2 separate regions of the Homo sapiens genome follow, and region 2 is linked to region 1. Evidence: chromatin contacts called from ENCODE Hi-C or POLR2A ChIA-PET data. All regions are on one chromosome and are shown on one strand. The core of a region is the stretch at or near the end of the contact, and the rest is flanking DNA. Distances in the headings are between cores, read along the strand shown.

Region 1 (2,777 bases), core at 79-2,578:
CACTCAGTGTAACTTTTACTGAAAAAAATCTGCAAGTAAGCAGATCTGAGCAACTCAAACCCATGTTGTTCAAGGGTCAACCATGTAAGCAGAATGGTTGTGGTAGAGCAGAGGAAAGGTAAGAGAAAGAGTATTTAAAACAATGAGAGCAATATATTTCCCTCATTGCTTATCACTTGCAATTAGAAAAGCCCAGCAGATTGATTTGGTTAAATATTTTGAGTAAGTTTAAGAATTTTTCTTTCAAATTCAAGAGTTTGTCTGGGCAGATAGTAGAAAAAATATAAGATAAGTGAACTCAGAGAGCAGTGCTTCCTCTAGATTCTGCTGAGGGGTCTCCATCCTGGTGAATATTTCCTTGAACATAGAAGTAAAAATACTTTCCAGGGAATCTCCTGGTTTTTAAATCAGAGTGTGGCATGCAACTGGAATTTCTGTGGTTGTGTTTCAGGCAGGCAGAAAAGGCATTTTACAACTTCAAATCTGTGGGCAATTCACTCAATGGCTGCATCCCAAAATTCTGCATCCCAAGATTACCAAAATTCTGTTGGTTATCTTTGAGAGAATTAGATAAAAAAAGATGGAGCAAATGAAGGTGTGTGTGTTTGTGTGTGGGTGTGAGGTAGGAGAATAAATAGAGTCTGGAGACAGGGAATCCATGGCTGATTCACTGACTTCCTAGAACTTAATCAAAAGGAAAACCCCACCTCTCCACACCCACATAACAAAAGGATCAGAGGCTACTCCTTTTACACTGCATAGCCGATGAAAAATGGAAAGTACCCCTGATTGGTCCCCTCCTGCAACCAATCAGACAGGTCGTGGCCCAAGTCTTCATGTCTAACTTTGTAACTTCACTTCAGCCTCTGATTGGTCACCTCCTGTGACCAGAGTGGTCGTCGGCCAAGTCTTCATTTATGGAGAGTGTAACCAAGTAACCAATGGGAAACCTGTAGTGGGTATTTAAACCCCAGAAAATTCTGTAACCAGTGCTCTTGAGTGGAGTGTACTTTCATTTCAATAAATCTGTGCTTTCATTGCTTCATTCTTTCATTGCTTTGCTTGTGCATTTTGTCCAATTCTTGGTTCAAAATGCCAAAAACCTGGACAACTTGTAGTCAAGGCCCTCCACTGGCAACATGTATATGTGTTTTTGAGGTGGTAGGTAGCTGAGATTGAAGATGAGTGGATTTATGAATTGAATAACAATAAATATCCTACTTAAAAATGTTAAAAGTTGGAAATCATCTCTTATTGTGATAACATATTTCTCCTCCCTGGGAATCTGTTGGACAGATTGGAGCTGGCAGGGTAGGGCCTGTATTGTTGAAGTTGCCATGGCTACTGCAGGAAGTGAGCTTTCTTCTAAAAACCTCACTGGCCCAAGAACAAGCCCAGGCAAGTCTACAATTCAATGACTTAGAAGTATTTTCTTATTCTAAAATGTTGCACTGATAATTGCTAAGAAGTATAAACAAAGGAAAGGGAGGCTGTTTGTCTTTGTCTTTCTTCCTAATTAGTCCCTTTCCTTACATTTTCCTTAATTATCTACACACCTGAATACAAGTCCCTCCCAATTACAAAGCCAATGCCTATTTTTTGAAACAGAAAATTTTAAAAACATTTTTTGCCAATTTGAACATATAAATATTTAAGCCTCTAAGTGAAATCGTTAAAAATCTACTTATAATATTCCATTTATTAATCTACACATATGTATATTAATTGCATAAAACTGAAAAGAAAATTATATACACTCATACTTTGCAATATTGCTTTATTCTACTCTGATATTTCATGAAACAATCTGTTCACATGTGTCGTGTGCATCTTGGCTGTCAGCAACTTTGCCATCACTGGAAACCCTTTCTGATTTTTTAAAACAGTTTTCCAAAACTATCTTCTCTGCCACCCACGTTTCTATAACACAGCAATTTTTAAATACAGATGTAATACTATCACAGAAAATTTTATCCCAGACCACAAGTATCCATTTCTACAAGCTAGGACAGGTTTTCTTTTTATAATTCATCATCCATGTTTTAGTGATCTCCATCACGTCTCACTTACTGTATTGCTTTTTAAAAAAAGCTCATGTTCGAGCTGGGCATGGTGGCTCACGCCTGTAATCCCAGCACTTTGGGAGGCTGAGGTGGGCTAATCATGAGGTCAGGAGCTCGAGACCAGCCTGGCCAACATGGTGAAACCCCATGTCTAATAAAAATACAAAAAATTAGGTAGGCATGGTGGCAGGCACCTGTAATGCCAGCTACTCAGGTCGAGGCAGGAGAATCACTTGAATCCAGGAGGTGGAGGTTGCAGTGAGCCGAGATCGAGCCACTGCACTCCAGCCCAGGCAACAGTATGAGACTCCATCTCAAAAAAAAAAAAAAAAAAAAGCTTATGTGCTTATGTTCAATGGTATGCAAGACTTGAAAGAATGAGTTAAACTCCCAAAGGAAAAATGATCACACTATGTTAAATTTCTTTGAGTCCTTTTTTTAAAATTCAAAATGAATTCTATTAGATGACCTAACAAAATAGCAGTAGTAACAACAACTAACACTTCCCAAGCCTTTGTCATCTGCCAAACACTGTTGAAACACAGTATGCATAGTAACTTATGTAAGGGCCTCTTTCTCAAGAGTGCTTCCAGAGTGTGGCAGAGGAGGCTCCCTGAGCAGATATGGCTGTGGACCAGAAAAAACATCACTCACTGTGATGTCCTGAGGGCATCAGATGGTTTCTACTTGTGTGTGCCTTACTGCTGCTTAATC
Region 2 (2,774 bases), core at 161-2,660, 70 kb after region 1:
TAAGTTTGCAGAATAAATAGAATTTCAGCATTTGGGTACGATGCCTCTGCTGAGGGTGGCAGATTAAGAAAGCACAAAGAAAGGAGTGTGACAAATAGAAAGTAGTGTAAGAAAGGGCAAAAGAGAATAAAAGCTCATGGTATGAAAAGGACAGAGGTGGCATCTGGAAGTTAAAGCACATAGTACTTGTATCAGAAGAGTCCTATCTATGGCTAATGCTCAGCCCGGTTGACTGAGTGTAAAAAATAGATTTAAAATATTCAAAAATACCGACAAAATGTAAAACAGAATACCAAATTCAGAAAGTGGGAAAGCACCCCTTCCCCTTCAGTTTCAAAAAATACACTTTGTATATCTGAGCTTTGAACAGGAACCACACCCTGAGGAATGAAGGGGCCTCCTCACTGAGGATAATTTTAAGTTGCTAATTGCTACCTATACCCCCTGGCATTAAACAAACAGAGCTGCCTTCACTCCTCCTAGGCTGCCCTTTGAGGAAGAACATAAGCATCTAAAAATAGAACCTCAGGGGTTTTCCCGCACATTAAAACTTCTGCCCATCCTCCCCTCCAGCCAAATCACGTTAATCATGATGAAGACCAAAATAATCGTGCTGAATGAATGTCCAGGAGCTTAAATATTTGCTTTGGACAAATACTCTGCTTGGTGCTTTATACCCTAAATCCTCGAATTATGGAGAGGAAGCTTGCAGCCCTTAGGGAGAAGAGAGAGGCGAGGTGAAGAAAGTACAGAGATTTCAATGGCCTCTTGGACTTTTCTGTCTCCTTATGTTTTCCTGGTGTTTTAGTGGTTAGTTTTGCAGCATACAGTGCTAGGCTCTTCCCTCACACTTTATGTTTCCCCATGTGGACAGTATCTAGAGATTAATAAGGAAGGCCCACTCTGAGAGTGACCACTAGCAAGCCAGCAGTGGGGCTGACTCTCAATTTGGAATGAATGTTTGAAGAGGCTTTTCACATTTCATAGAAATGAGGATTGTGACTCTACAGAAAAAGTTGTTGTCTACAAGAAGGTCCCTTTACTCTTGGGAAGCAACTTTAGCTGTCCTCTCCTTGCTTTTTCAAAACTCGCTTAGCTAATAAAGAGACCAACATGCTCATCTTGGATCCCAGTACCTCTCAGTGGAGAGGAATTTGGGAGGGGAGTCGGTTTGAAAGGCAAAGTGAGCTCTCGGTAGCTGAAGCTGCATAACTACACCGTCACCCCTCCATCCACCTGCTCCCAGTGCAGCAACCCTTCCTGAGGTCGCTTCAGATGTTTTCAGCTATTCCAGGTGACCATTCTTTAGCAGCACGGAGCTGTTGTTCATACTTCGAAGTGTCATCAGCCCCACATTTTCATTTTTGAGTATCCCTTTTCTGAGCAGAGACCGGTCTACTGTGGCAACATAATGCATCCAGTTAAGGCAAGAGATTGACGACTCAACACTGACCTCCACTGGTTGGCATGGAAATACCTAATCCCTTTCGTTCAATGCCTTGGCCATTTTCACGGGGTGCACAGGGAGCCCTCAGCACCTTGCACTGCACTGTTGGTTGAGATTTTACATGATTTTAAATTACCTTCCAAGGAGCATATATGTAGATTCTGGAAAACTCTGATCCAACATTGAGACCTCAGCGCGCCCTTGTACCACCACAAACCACAACATCATTTTGTTTACACCAAGTTAGGGAGTTCAAAGTTGAATTCATGAGAATCTGAGAAATCTATGTCAATCTGTTTCCATGGTAGTGTTATTAATGACTATTCAATTGCCAATAGATTTATTATTACCTTTTAAATGCCTCAAACTCCAATTGGCCATTGTAACCCCATTTTCAATTGGTATAATAATCTTGCCTGCAGAGAATCTGTGCCAGATGCTGTGTTGCCAATGCCTTAGTTGTCTGGAGGTGGGCAAGGAAGGCCCGCTTGGATCAGTGCCACTAAAGGTGGGCTGTGATTCTCCTCATGGGGGTAGTCAGGACTTGGAACCAGCCAGGATTTCAGGAGAGAGACAAGGCAAAATGAACAAGGGAGCCTCTATACACTAAAAAAAAAAAAAAAAAAAAAAAAAAAGGCACAAGCCCATTAGTTTAGTTTTCTGGGAACAGGCCTGATGCAGTTTAATCCAGAGTGGCTGGCCTCTGAGGAACTGGGCACTTGTTGATTTCAATAGAAACCCAACTGATGCTTCTCCACCCAGGAAGGTACAATCAAGTTAAGAGAGCAATTGGTGAAAGAGATTATGATTTGGAAATACCTCCCATTTGGTTCCACTAAACAGAGTAGGTCAGAAAGAAAGAACTAAGCAAAACCATTTAATTAGTGCTCCTGACTCTCAAGAAAGCTGGAGCCAAAAATGAAATTCTTAGATAGCAAGCCCATGTTCTTCATATTGGTGTCTTCATTTAGAAAGCGACAGTACCTATGTCAACAGCTATGTTGAGAAATATTAAGCAGAAATGAAGAAAATGCAATATATATCAAAAATTGAATAAAATTTTCTCCATGGTTGTTCTTGTTTCAATGCCCTCAAAAACTAATTTAAATATTTTATTTAATTTTGAATAGGTCATACATATTTGGGGTACTAAACTTGGATGGCACAAAAGGATATACACTAAAGAGTAACTCTCCCTCTTATCTCTGTCACTGAGACAACCAGTTCTCCTCACAGGAGGCGACCTGAATTACTAATTATATATGGATATTTCCAGATATGTTTTATATGTCTGTACATGTGTATATCATACATGTACATGTACTTT

Evidence for each region. A loop is a pair of places that touch in the nucleus more often than their neighbours do. ChIA-PET counts read pairs that join two places held with the same protein, here RNA polymerase II (POLR2A). Pooled maps may share reads with other maps.
Region 2: a pooled map shows a loop between it and region 1 (2.1-fold over the local background). The contact joins two enhancer-like sites. A Hi-C loop is called at or near these places in 1 of 168 maps with a recorded cell type or tissue (IMR-90) and 1 of 50 pooled maps. POLR2A ChIA-PET finds 5 or more read pairs at or near these places in 1 of 52 experiments (PC-9).

The regions. Positions count from the first base shown.
Region 1 is chr13:50,730,228-50,733,004 of GRCh38, forward strand. It overlaps a transcript of DLEU7 not described here. Among named protein-coding and RNA genes, the nearest start is that of DLEU7-AS1, 76 kb to the right of the region's middle. RefSeq lists an enhancer at 1,260-1,459. Within about 2 kb of position 1,329, at least 2 of the 41 ENCODE cell types and tissues checked have a DNase peak (open chromatin) inside an H3K27ac peak, as active enhancers do.
Region 2 is chr13:50,800,066-50,802,839 of GRCh38, forward strand. It overlaps a transcript of DLEU7 not described here. Among named protein-coding and RNA genes, the nearest start is that of DLEU7-AS1, 6.4 kb to the right of the region's middle. RefSeq lists enhancers at 1,181-1,230, 1,301-1,400. Within about 2 kb of position 1,411, at least 2 of the 41 ENCODE cell types and tissues checked have a DNase peak (open chromatin) inside an H3K27ac peak, as active enhancers do.